Linked DNA regions of Homo sapiens: region 1 is linked to region 2. Evidence: chromatin contacts called from ENCODE Hi-C or POLR2A ChIA-PET data. All regions are on one chromosome and are shown on one strand. Each heading gives the region's core, a stretch centred on a gene start or an enhancer-like site at or near the end of the contact. The rest is flanking DNA. Distances are from core to core; before and after follow the strand shown.

Region 1 (6,491 bases), core at 3,492-5,991, 260 kb after region 2:
CTCGGAGGCCTGGAGCCCGGGAAGCGTCTGTTACCGAGAGTTTAAGATTCAAGAGATAGCAGGAAATATGCGAGACAGAGAAACTCAGAGAGATAGCAAGCCAGAGAGAAGCTGAGGAGGAAAGATGGAAACAGAGAGTGAAATAGAGACCCAGACGGGGAGGGGTTGCGCGGCTGGAACTCACAGACACACACGTCCTGAGAGACAGAGGCATGGGGAGGGGAGAATGATTATGCCTGTCCCCAGCCCAGCTCAGTGTCCCCAAGGAGATACTTGGCTGTGAGTGACTTCCCTGGTGCAATACCCCCAAAAGTAGGGGCATCCTGTGAAAAGAGACTCAGTGTCCAGGGCTGGGGTTCCAAAGGACGAATCCCGGGCCCCAGGCCTAGGACCCCGGACATGAACACTTGGCAGAGCTGTGGGGAGTGGCCCCAGGATTCCAGCTCTCCATCAAGCCCAAGGCTCAGCCCCTCTCTAGGGATCCCCTACTCACGTTGGCACCTCTGGCCCAGCCCCTGCTTGGCCTCCTTGGTCTCTCTTCTCGTCAAGAGAAGTTCCTGAAACCAGCTGCAGTCCAGCTTCTCTCCCCGAGCTCTGTCGTTAATGGCTCAGCCTCTGACAGGCCCGGGGGCTGGGGATTGCAACACCTTCCGAGCCTCCCTCCTGCCCTCCCTTGCGCCTTCGAGGGCACAGGCAGCCCCTTCCTCCCAGGAAGGAGCCTGTGAGGGAAGCTGGTGAGGCCCGGGCAGCCTTCCTGCCTTGGGGGTCTTAAAGGGCTGGGGAATGTGGCAACGATGTCCCCCTCCCCTGCCTCCGGATTTCCTGAGCTCAAAGCTTTGAGGCTGGGCAGGGCCCAGGCTCCCACCTGGCTGGGTGCCATCCTTATGCCCCCTGCCCTGGGGGAGCATCACTTGGAGGCAGGCCCTGGCTGGAAGGCTCACCCGGCCCTAAGCCTCTTTTCAGCTCTAGCCTTGGGGACCACATCTTCACAGTACTCAGAAGGGTGTGTTCCAGGTTCCAGGGAATTGTGTAACCCAATACTCACTGCTCCCCTCTTCATTACGTATTCTGTGCATTGCCCATAGACCAGGCAGATGGAGAAACAGGAATTCTGGGGGCAAGACAGGAGGACGTCTTGGTGAGGCACGGGGTCTTTATATGTTCACTAAAAATTAGGAATGTTTACCCACAATGGTTCTGCAACACTGAATATTTTGTAATTGAGTGAAATAGACTACATTTTATGTCTTTTATTGTCTGTATTCATGATTCTTCTAAAACTACAAATAATTTTCTTTGCATTTTCTGAGAAAGGTTCAAACTGCTCATAGTTTATTGGATTCATAACCCAAAAAAGGTTAGGTGCCAACAGACCAGCAGACTGTCCTTAACATATAATCCTTTTGAGGCATCTGGGTCTGGTGTGATGCTGCAGACCAGGGCTGTAGTTCTAGTTCCAAGTCAAATGACCTGACTGCCTGCTGCAACCCTCCCAAGATATCCCACAGGCTCTGCTCGCTCAGTGAGTCCCATGGACTCTCTTCTTTCCAAATATAACCAGAATCCTGGGTATTCACTGTAAAGTTCAACTTGGCTCTACGTTTGAATATTTTTATGATAATATTTGGAAAATATAAATATAACTGAAACCAATACTAGCCAGCTCCAAGCTACCCTCATCTATTGCCTAGATAATCGCAATAGCCCCCTGCCTGCTCTCCTGCTTCTATTTCATCCTTGTTCCCGCACCTGTCTGTAATTCCTTCAGCAGCCAGTGCGATATCAATCAAACAGAAGTCTGATCAGCCCATCCTCGTCCCAACCTTTCCAATGGCTCCTGTCTCATTCAGAGTCAAAGTCAAAGCCCTTTGGATGGTCTACAAGGCCCTACAAAACCTGGTATCCCTGTTACCTCCTGGATCCCTCTCCTGTTATTCTCCCCCTTGCTGCCTTGCTCCAGCTACTCTGTGTTCTTTGCTTCTTGAACTTGTTATGCTGTCTCTTGCCTCAGGGCCTTTGCACTTGCTGTTTCATTTGCCTGGACTCTTTCCCCCGCAAATAGCTACATGGGCTGGTCCCTCCCCTTCTTCAGGTCTTTGCTCAAATGTCACTTTCTCATTGAGGCCTTCTCTGAGCACCCTTTTCAAAATTTGCAAGCCCCTTCCCTCCCACTCCCTATCTCTCTCTCCCCCAAATCCCTTTTCACCATCTGATATTGGCTGTCTCAATCCCCACTAGACTGAAAGTTCCATAAGAGCAACAGTTTTTATCTGTTTTGTTCAAAACTTTATCTCCAGTGTCTATAACACTGCTTGCCACACAGTAAGGCCTCCATGCGTGTTTGTTGAATGAATGATCAACTGGATGAATCTTCCCCCACTTCACCAAATCTGTCTCTAATCCCCACGTACCTTGTCATGGTGAATTAACCACCATCCCCTCCTCTCCCTAGTCATGCAGCTCAGGGACTCAGGAGTCATTCCTTACAACCCTTTCTCCACATTCCCATGTCCAGTCAGTTCTTTTAGTTCTTTTTTTTCTTTCTTTCTTTTTTTTTTTTTGAGACAGAGTCTCACTTTGTCACCCAGGCTGGAATGCAGTGGCGCGATTTTGGATCACTGCAACCTCTGACTCCCAGGTTCAAGTGATTCTCCTGCCTCAGCCTCCCAAGTAGCTGGAATTACAAATGCCTGCCATCATGCCTGGCTAATTTTTGTATTTTCAGTAGAGATTGGGTTTCACCATGTTGGCCAGGCTGGTCTTGAACTGCTGACCTCAAGTGATCCGCCCACCTCAGCCTCCCAAAGTGCTGGTTTTATAGGCGTGAACCACCGCACCTGGCCTTCTGGTCATTTTAAATTTATTTTTTATTTTTATTTTCATTCTTTTTTTTTGAGATGGAGTCTCGCTCTGCCACCCAGGCTAGAGTGCAGTGGCGCGATCTCGGCTCACTGCAACCTCTGCCTCCCAGGTTCAAGTGATTCTCCTGCCTCAGCCTTCTGAGTAGCTGGGACTACAGGCACGCACCACCACGCCCGACTAATTTTTTTGTATTTTTAGTAGAGACAGGGTTTTGCCATGTTGGCCAGGCTGGTCTCGAACTCCTAGCCTCAAGTGATCTGCCTGCCTCGGCTTCCCGAAGTGTTGGGATTACAGGCATGAGTCACCGCGCCTGGCCCCAGTCAGTTCTTAATGAAGGAGAATGGGCCTTTTGTTCATCATTCAGAGAACTTGCTCCTGGAGCAGGTGCAGGGACACAATGGTGAGACACAGTTTTAGTTCCTGCCTTTATGGAGCTCCCGTCTCAGCCTTGCCAATGGCCCTGCAATCCTTCTCCTCTCCCTGTCTTTCTTCAGAGGCCCGTCGTCACATCCTAACTCCTGAACCGGACATGCAAGTTACCCTCGCCTCCCTCTCCTGCCTCACCAGCCCCTGCTTCCTCAGATCCAGCCCGTCATGCTCCGGTCATGCCAAATTCACTAGTATTTCCCTGCCTGCCCCAGGCTCTGGAACAACCCTGTGCCTTTCTTCTGCGGAGCGCCTGTCACCTCCTGCTGGCTGAGTCCTGTTCCTGACCCAGTTCAAGCATCCAGCCTGAGCTCAGCATCCCTCTGGGCTTCCACACCTTAGTCAAGCTGAATTAGGGGCCCTTCTCCCCATTCATCCTGTAATACTGTAGTAGGCTGTTGGCCGCCTGCCTCCTCCATTATACTGTGAACTCTTTGAGGGCAGAAACTGTATTCTCACCTCTGCCTCTCTAGCCTCAGTACAGTGCCGGACACACAGAGGATACTCAATGCATATCTGTTGGGCTGCAGAACCTTGGAGATGGTGTTTACCTCTTCCAAGCCTCTGTTTCCTAATCTGTCACAGTGATAATAACTCCTCCCAGGGATTTTGTGATAATTAAATTAGCTATCAGAAATACAATGCCTAGTATGGTAACCAGCGCATAGTAGGTGTTCAATAAAGTTGCTTTCCTTTGTTCCCTTCTGCATAATTCAATATTTAGGAGGGAGATTCTACTATTCTCCTTTGTGCTCCATTCTCTGTTGAGGACCTGCACCAGGAAATGGAGCTGCAGCAGCCAGAATAAAAGTTAGATTTAAGGAAATGAAAGTTAGATTTAAGGAAGAGCTTTCTTTAGAGTGTACTGAGGTTAAGATGATGAGCTGAGGAGTCAGGCTGCTTCAATTTGCCACTTGCTGCCTGTGTGACTCCAAACAAATGTTTAATCTCTTTAAGCCTCGGTTTTGTCATCTGTAAAATGGGGCTAACAGTATTGGCTTCATAGGATTCTTGAGAGAAATCAGTGACCGTAAGGCTTGTGGAACACAGCCAGGAACACAGTAAATGCTTAATAAGTGTTTACTATGGTGCACTGAAGAGCACAAGACAGACGAGGAGTCATCCCCTCTACCCGCACCCAGTGTCGGCTTTGTGGATACTTCCTCTTCCAGCTGTCCTGCCTCCCGCCCCTCCTCCATCAGACAAGGCCTCTGTGTGTTGGAAACCCTGGGTAAGGGAGTGCTGGTGAGGGAACCCTATTCTTGGCAGCCTAGCTACTGAGCCCCGAGTTGTTTCTGTTTCTGTTACTGCCTGTGATGTGTGGGGCTTCTGGGTAGGTCAAGGAGCAGCTTGTTTCAGAGGGGCCGGGGCGGGGTCCAGGTGGGCAAGCTGGGGTGAGTGCCCGGAAGTTGAGGCTGTGGTGCTCAGCTGCCAGGGCCGGGGTTGGCTGGAATACAGCAGGCAGCTAAGATTGTGCAAACAGGTCATTGTGCAAACGCGCCCCTGTGTGTGACCTCGATTGTGCAAACAGGTGTTTACTGGAGGCTGCTCCGCTTGGACAGCCCACTTACAAAAAGCCCTTGAGCTGTTGACTTAGAAAGAAACTGGACACTCCTTCTTCCCTGAACCCACCCTGAACTTTCCGCCTCCTGGCCTTTGCTCAGGCTGTTCTCTCTGCCTCGAGTGCCCTCCCTCACCTCCACCTCAACTTGCTGAAATTCTACTCATTCTTCAAGGCTCAGAGAAAATGCCACTAAGTCTTTTTTTCTTTTTCTTTTCTTTTTTTTTTTTTTGAGACAGAGTTTCATTCTTCTTGCCCAGGCTGGAGTGCAGTGGCGCGATGTTGGCTCACTGCAACCTCCTCCTCCCAGGTTCATGCGATTCTCCTGTCTTAGCCTCCCAAGTAGCTGGGATTACAGGCGCCTGCCACCATACCTGGCTAATTTTTGTATATTTAGTAGAGAAAGGGTTTCACCATGGTGGCCAGGCTGGTCTCGAACTCCTGTCCTTAGGCAATCCGCCTGCTCGGCCTCCCAAAGTGTTGGGATTATAGGCGTGAGCCACCGCACTGGGCCACTAAGTCTTTTTTCATAAGCTTTCTCCTCATTTGTAGAGTGTGTCCTGTGGTATACCTTCAGTGTCCTGATGATGTTTTACCTTATGGCGCTTTCCAGATCTGTAACTTCAAGGATCTTTCCTTATTCATCCCTGAAAGGTTGGGAAGCTGAGGCCCAGAGAGGGAACGTGACCTGCTCATGTCCCACAGCCATTTTGAGGCTGAGCTGGGCTCTAAATAAGGCTTCTGCATTTTCTGCCACACTCACCACCACTCTTTCAGGCCCCATCCACCTCTGACCTCGGACCTTTGCTCTAACCACTTGGTTGAGGTGGGAACTGAACAGATGGGTGGGACTTGTATGGAAGAGGGGAGGTATGCTGGGCAGGGGAACAGTGAGAACAAAGACATGGAGGCTGGAATGGGTGCCATAACAGAGGTAGAAGGTGGCCCAGGCCTGGGAATGACGGTGGTGGTGGTGGTGGGGAGGGAAGGCCTGCATTCTAGACCCACAGATGATATTGATGCTGCATGACCCTGAGTAGCACCTCATAGTCCTGCCTCTCAGACCCCCAGCTCCCCTTGAAGCTCCACACACATCAAAACTAAACACGCCTCCCAGCTGAGCTCCTCCATGTTTTCTCCTAAAAACCTGCTTTTCTGTCCTGGTGAATCCAGAAACTTAAACTGGTCCTGAACACCTCCCTGCTGGTCACCCCCTACATCCAGTCTGTCGCTCCTTCCAGTGCGATTTGTCCCTTCTCTCCCACCTTATGGCCCCTGCAGGAAGCCAGTCCATCATTGTTGTCTCCTTGGATGACGTCTCGGCTTCCTCCTGGTCTCCCTGCCTTCATTCCTGGGATACACCCTTGCTATACTTAGCTGGAGTGCTTCTTCCAAATTGTGAATTCCAGTATGTCACCACCCAACAGAAAATTGGCTGGACGCTGTGGCTCATGCCTGTAATCCCAGCACTTTGGGAGGCCAAGGCAGGTGGATCACCTGAGGTCAGGAGTTCGAGACCAGCCTGGCCAACATGGTGAAACCCCATCTCTACTAAAAATACAAAAATTAGCCAGGCGTGGTGGTGGGCACCCGTAATCCCAGCTATTCGGGAGGCTGAGGCAGGAGAGTCACTTGAACCCGG
Region 2 (7,204 bases), core at 205-2,704:
TGGTGGCATATGCCCGTAAAATCAGCTACTCAGGAGGCTTAGGCAGGAGAATCGCTTGAACCTGGGAGGCAGATGTTGCAGTGACCCAAAATCGCACCACTGCCCTCCAGCCTGGGCGACATAGGGAGAATCTCAATAAATAAATAAATAAATAAATAAAAATAAAATCAATTAAATTAGAACGTTTTAAGAAGCACTGCGCAGTACGTCGACCACAAGAAGTGCTCAAAGAAGGAAGAAAGAGTAAGCCGTGTGCAAGGAATGCTGCCGAAGCCACTAAGGGCAAGGGCTGATGTGGCGTGGTCTGCTACTTGAGTTGAGCCTTGCAGCTTTTCTCTTAGGAAGAGCATTAGATTTCTTTATTAATTGATGTGTACTGTGTCTACTTTTCTCTGGAGGTGCAGAAATCCATCAAAACTGATCTCGGCTCTCAAAGAGCTCACAGTCTTGTCGGGGAAGGCCCCGATACTTACAGAGTAAGATGCAAACTTACTGTGGGAACACAGGCATAGGGAGGAGCTAGTCAACTTTGAAAGCATCACAGATGACCTATGAGATGGGTCTTAAATGTTCAGAGACACTAGAGCAGAAATTCCGGAGGAAACCAGCCTGTGCAAAACTGATAAACGCAGAGATTCTCAAATTTGTAGGTGGGTAAGAATCACCCGAGAGATCGGTTTAAAATGTAGACTGCAGGGAGACACTCCCCGGTAAACTTTTGGTTCAATACCCCAGTAGCACCCATTTTAACAAACTTCCCAGGACGACAGTCAGAAAATCATAGTTACAGAAGGCAGGCTGGGGAGAGGCGGTTTCTGGGTCTCCGAATGAGGTCACACAATTAAAATTAAAAAAACGAAACCAAACCAACCCCTCCATTTGCGTTGCGCTTTCAGGGTGCTTGAGGCTTTCCTGTGCCTTACTTTGTCGGAGCCTGGCAACATCGCTGTGGGGTAGAAATTACAAGTCTCATTTCACAGGGGAGGAAACAAGTTTAGAGAGGAGGGATGAATTTGCTCAAGGTCACAAAGCGGAAGGGAGCGCAGCAGAGACCAAAAACAGGGAGACTCGACTTCCAACTCGGAAGCTTTTCAACAAGGCAAGCTGGCCCGGAGTGGGTGGGGCTCAGACTCTCCCTCCAGGCTGGTTCCAAAATGGTGGGGGCAGTGGCGTCAGCAACGCCCCCGCCCCTTCCGTCCACCGCCCTCCTCCATCTCCAGGCCACCCAGGCGGGGGGAGGGGACGGCCCCGAGCAACCCACGTGACCGCCGACAACCGAGCGCGTGACGCAAAGCGGCGGGCCCAACGCTCGCCTTGTCTTTTGGGAAACGTAGTTCTGATGGCAGCCAAGTCGGCCAGGAGAGGAGGGCGTAGGACTACATTTCCCAGGAGGCAGCGGGTCTACGCCGTCGCCGTCGTCGGAGAGCGGAGACGCTGGGCGCGCTGTGGGGCGGGGGCGAGGTTCGGGCTGGTTGTTCCGTTGCGAGCTGCAGCTGCGATCTCTGTGGTAGGCCCAGGTGAGTGAGCGCCTCTGATGGAAGTTAGGGCAGCTTAACCGGCTCTAGTGGTTTCGTCTCTTATCTTTTTTCCCCAGCTGCTGGTCAGGGGCTCGGGGAAGGCCTGGCGTGGAGTCGCTCCCCCCAGCTTACACCCTGGCCTCTTCTGAGCGGGCTCCGTTCCCTCCGGCTCCTCCCCTTCCCCGCCCTTTAGGTCTTCCCCTGGCCCCGGCCTAGCTCCCAAGGCTCTTGGTCGCCTTCTCTGCAGAGCAGCTCCTACGCCGCTTTATCTTGCAGTCGGCCTGGGGGCGGCCACTCCCTACTCCTCCCGTTTTGGTCGTATGAACCCCGTTATTTGGATTTCTTTTCCCGGAACTCCCGAGTGCCCTTCCCCCCACCCAGTCCCCATTGGCCTGGTTCGGTCTTCTCCTAGGGCGCATGTGGCTGCCACTCAGTAAATGTTAGTACCGCTTCCGTTCTTTCCAGCCTGGTGGCCAAAAACGGGATAGTCCAAATTTGTCTCCTACGGGAATATTAGAGTTCTCACTTTTTTCTTGGGCTGGAGCTGAGGCCGGCTTGCATTCCAGTGGCAATCGGCGTGAGTTCTGCTTATATGAGGTGAATTATTTTGCTTCTCTTAGCACCTAAGCAACTTTTATCAACTGTTGTCTTTGACTTTACAAATCTTAGGGGTGGAGCATGGCAGCAGAAGCTGGGGAGCAGCAATGGTGCACAGAAGTTGGAAGCCATCAGTGGCAGTACAGTGTTTATGGGGAATTTGTTACTTGGGGTGAAGGGAAAGCCTCTGAGAGTATAGAAGGACCTGGCAAGAGAGAGGCAGTGAAGCTTCTGTTGGGAGCATAACAGAAGTATCCTGAACCAGTTGGCTTGGGTTTAAATCTTGGCCCTGCTATCTTTTGATCTTAGGTCAAGAGTCTTCATCTCCAGCTGCCTCAGTTTTCTTATCACTAAAACAGCAGTAAGTAACAGTGACCCCTTTACAGGGTTATTGTGGAGACTAAATGAGATAAAATAAAAATCACTTAGCCACTGTTAAAAAGTAATATCATCATTTATAGGTTTTTTTTTTAGAGTGTGCGCCGAGAGAGATGAGGCGTGTATCACACCGTTATTTTTCTTCTGTTTCAGATGACCCTGACTTTTTTCGTTTGTGGAAGTACTGTTGTAGTCTGTTCTGTAATTCTAGACAGTCTGACGTGTGTATTATGATTTAGAAGCTTGTTAAATAGCCAAAACCGGCTCCTGCCATGAACAACTTGTGGAGCAAATCGGGCTCAGTTTGTTCTTTGCCGGGAGATGTATTTTGTGAGCCAATGTTCATACGTTAATGATAAGTTTTACTGCAGCCATTTGGGCTTAATTGCATTTTGTAAGAGAGTTGTGTTGAGGTTTCTGTAAGAAGTGATTTGATTAAAAACCTCTATATCCAGTGTAATTCCATCTCTTTGTTTTTTAAACGTTTTAACACCAGAGAAAGATCTCCAATTTTGGAGACTGATGTTTTTAGTTTTGTAGACTAGGTACAGTTCAATTTTAGCAGTGGTGATGGTAGTAGTAGTACCACCTTAGTGTATTTATTTAATACCAAATATATAGGTACTTTTAAATTTGGTTTAGCCTGCAAAATATGGATTACAAAAAGAGTGATCTATTTTGTTCCGAGGAATTGGAGGGAGGAAGCTTGGAATATTTCTGAGATTAGCACAGAGATGGGAAATGTTGATGACTGGGAGGGTACACAGACATACGATTTATTATTATTATTATTTTTTGAGACAAAGTCTCGCGCTGTCACCCAGGCTGGAGTGCAGGGGCACAATCTCGGCTCACTGCAACCTCCGCCTCCTGGGTTCAAGCGATTCTCCTGCTTCTGCCTCCTGAGTAGCTGGGATTACAGGTGTGTGTCACCACGCCTGGCTCATTTTTGTATTTGTAGTAGAGACGGGGTTTCACCATGTTGGCCAGGCTAGTCTTGAACTCCTGACTTCAGGGGATCACCTGCCTCGGCCTCCCAAAGTGCTGGGATTACAGGCGTAAGCCACCGCGCCCGGCCACGATTTATTATTTTTAGAATGGATAGTCCTAACCACTAAGCATTTTAGGGCGCTACCCTGTTTCTGTAGGGCATATTGACATCCTGAATGCAAGGAAGTCTGGTTAATGCTATTCTCTCAAATACAGGGTTTTGGTGGATTTTTTCACACATATTCTATAAACATCTAAGATCTGTTCACTGTTTGACTCTGGTTGATTGGGTAATTTATTCAACAAATACTACTTGAGAGCCTGTCATTTACCAGCTTCTGTTGTGGGCCTGTGAATATATTAGGGTGTGATGACAGATGAGGTCTTGTCTTTTGGAAACTTAACAGGATTGTTGGGGGCGGGGAACACAAAAGGTAAGCAAATAAACTACAAATTGAGAAAAGTAACATAGAGGTGTCCAGTTCAGGACTCTGATAGACACTGAAAAGGGGGAGACCTAAGGGTGGTCAGTGAAGTTCTTTTTGGGGAGAGTGAGGAAACCAATTTGTAGGATGTCAAGGAGAGGGTATCCAGGTAGAGGAAACAGTAAGTGCACAAACTGGAAGATGGGAAGAATTTAGTGTGCTTTCAGAACTGAAGGGAGGCCAATTGTGTTTGACACTTTGGAGAGTGATTACAGATGAGTTGGAGAGAGAAGGTTATTAGGGAAGCCATTGAAGCCTTCTGATGGTAGGAAGGATTGCCGTCTCTCTCTTTAATATGTATAGACACATACATATATAACATTATTTACAACTTTTTTTTTTTTTGAGATGGTGTTTCGCTCTTGTTGCCCAGGCTGGAGTGCAGTGGCGCGATCTTGGCTCACTGCAACCTCCACCTCCCAGTTCAAGCGATTCTCCTGCCTCAGCCTCCCAAGTAGCTGGGATTACAGGGATGTGCCACCACGCCTGGCTAATTTTGTATTTTTAGTAGAGACAGTGTTTCTCCATGTTGGTCAGGCTGGTCTCAAACTCCCACGCTTAGGTGATCCGCCTGCCTCGGCCTCCCAAAAGTGCTGGGATTACAGGCATAAGCTACTGCGCCCAGCCTACAACAGATGGAGGGAGGAAGGAAGGGGTTTCAGGGGTGATTTATGTTTTAAAATCATTTCACAGAAGTATGGAAAATGGATTGTGAGGTATGTTAGTTAAGAGACCGAAGATGGTAGTTACCTGACAGAGCAAGAAAATAGAGATGGAAGAGCAAGAAGCAGAGATTGGAGGGTAAGTAGGTTTAATAGTCTCTGTAGGCTGCAGTGAGCCATGATCATGACACTGCATGCCAGCCTGGGCAACAGAGTGATACCTGGATTCGAAACAAGTAAACATATTCTGCATGGCAGGACACTCTTTTTGTTTTTGAGACGGAATCTCGCTCTGTTGCCCAGGCTGGAGTGTGGTGGTGCGATCTCGGCTCACTGCATCCACCGCCTCCTGGGTTCAAGCGATTCTCCTGCCTCAGCCTCCCAAGTAGCTGGGGTTACAGGCACCCGCCACCACACGTGGCCTCTTTTTTTTTTTTTTTTTTTCTGTTGGTGGAGTCTTCCTCTGTTGCCCAGGCTGGAATGCAGTGGCACTATCTTGGCTCACTGCAACCTCTGTCTTCCAGGTTCAAGCAGTTCTCCCTGCCTTAGCCTCCTGAGTAGCTGGGATTACAGGCGCCTGCCACCATGCCTGGCTAATTTTTGTATTTTTTTTTCTTGAGACAGAGTTTCTCTCTTGTCACCCAGGCTGGAGTGCAATGGCATGGTCTCGGCTCACTGCTACCTCTGCCTCCAGGGTTCAAGCGATTCTCCAGCCTCAGCATCCCAAATAGCTGGAATTATAGGCATCCGCCACTATGTCCAGCTAATTTTTGTATTTTTAGTAGAGACAGACAGGGTTTCACCATGCTGGCCAGGCTGGTCTCAAACTCCTGACCTCAATTGATCCGACCGTTTTGGCCTCCCAAAGTGTCGGGAAAGGTGTGAGCCAGCGCATCTGGCCTAATTTTTGTATTTTTAGTAGAGACGGGGTTTTGCCATGTTGGCCAGGTTGGTCTTGAACTCCTGAACTCAGGTGATCCAACGGGCTCGGCCTTCTAAAGTGCTGGGATTACAGGCGTGAGCCACCACGCACAGCCTGCAGCAGGACATTACATCCTTAATCTATGGCCGGTGGACTCCAGGGAGCCCATGAACTCTGTAAAATATTTTTGAATAGGGGTGCATTTTCTCAAGGAAAATGTGTTCTCCTTCTACCATATTCGTTAGAGTTTCAAAAAAGTTAAGAAACAATGTTCTAGACCATATAATGCAGCTTTATAATCCATAAAAATGTAGGCTGGGCATGGTGGCTCATGCTTATAATCCCAGCACTTTGGGAGGCTAAGGTGGGAGGATCCCTTGACCCCAGGAGTTCAAGGTATTAGTGAGCTATGATTGCGGCACTGCACTCCAGCCTGGGCGACAGAGCCAGACCCTGTCTCTAAGGAAGAAAAAGGTAATTGCTCAAGGCTTACCAAGGCAGTAAGAGACATGGGTACCCTTTCTAAAAGATTGACTTTATTAATTTTTCAAGGGAACTAATTTTTTTTTATTTTTTGAGATGGAGCCTCGCTCTGTTGCCCAGGTTGGAGTGCAATGGTGCGATCTTGGCTTGCTGCAACCTCAGCCTCCCAGGTTCAAGTGATTCTCCTGCCTCAGCTTCCCAGGTAGCTTGGACTACAGGTGCCCGCCACCACACCCGGCTAATTTTTGTATTTTTAGTAGAGACGGGGTTTCACCGTGTTAGCCAAGATGGTCTCCATCTCCTGACCTCGTGATCTGCCCGCCTCAGCCTCCCAAAGTGCTGGGATTATAGCGGTGAGCCACCGTGTCTGGTCTACAGTTTTTTTTTTTGTTTTTTTTTTGTTTTTTTTTTTTTGAGAATAAGTAGTATGTTTTAATGATGTGCTGTAGAAATTTTAGTTTCTTTTTGTCTAGAAGATAGGGGCTGGTTTTGCTCATAGTGAGGAAGCTGAAATTTGGTGAGTCCAATTTGACAAAAATTCATTTTCTAATGTTTTCTTTCTTTGAATTTTGTTTACAGTACATATTTTAAGTGTTCCAGAAATGGAGCTTTTTGTTTGTTTGTTTGTTCGTTTGTTTGTTTGTTTTGAGATGGAGTTTCGCTCTTGTTGCCCAGGCTGGAGTGCAGTGGCGCAATCTCAGCTCACCGCAACCTCTGCCTCCTGGGTTCAAGTGATTCTCCTGCCTCAGCCTCCCGAGAAGCTGGGATTACAGGCATGTACCACCATGCCCAGCTAATTTTGTATTTTTAGTAGAGTTGAGGTTTCTCCATGTTGGTCAGGCTGGTCTCAAACTTCTGACCTCAGGTCATCTGCCTACCTTGGCCTCCCAAAGTGCTGGGATTATAGGCGTGAGCCATCGCGCCCAGCCTTTTTTTTTTTTTTTTTTTTTGAGACAGAGTCTGTCTCTATTGCCTAGGCTGGAGTGCAGTGGTGCCATCTCGGCTCACTGCAACCTCCACCTCCTGGGTTCAAGCGATTGTCCTGCGTCAGCCTCCCGAGTCGCTGGGATTACAGGTGCCCATCACCACACCTGGTTAATTTTTTTTCTTTTTTTTTAGACGGAGTTTTGTTCTTGTCCAGGCTGGAGTGCAATGGCTCGATCTCAGCTG

What was found. Hi-C counts contacts between places; a loop is a spot of excess contacts on that map. ChIA-PET counts read pairs that join two places held with the same protein, here RNA polymerase II (POLR2A). Pooled maps may share reads with other maps.
Region 1: a loop to region 2 is called in a pooled map, with 2.7 times the contacts of the local background. The contact joins the enhancer-like site here to the promoter of THRAP3 in region 2. A Hi-C loop is called at or near these places in 2 of 50 pooled maps. POLR2A ChIA-PET finds 5 or more read pairs at or near these places in 3 of 52 experiments (AG04449, WTC11 and activated T-cell).

The regions. Positions count from the first base shown.
Region 1 is chr1:36,482,318-36,488,808 of GRCh38, forward strand. CSF3R (colony stimulating factor 3 receptor) reads right to left here and starts at 596. Exons shown (of 17, transcript NM_000760.4): 1 at 494-596. Within about 2 kb of position 4,742, at least 18 of the 41 ENCODE cell types and tissues checked have a DNase peak (open chromatin) inside an H3K27ac peak, as active enhancers do.
Region 2 is chr1:36,222,989-36,230,192 of GRCh38, forward strand. It overlaps THRAP3 (thyroid hormone receptor associated protein 3), which reads left to right and starts at 1,455. Exons shown (of 12, transcript NM_005119.4): 1 at 1,455-1,517. RefSeq lists enhancers at 252-421, 632-931, 845-1,372, 1,332-1,541, 1,373-1,901 and a silencer at 1,082-1,201.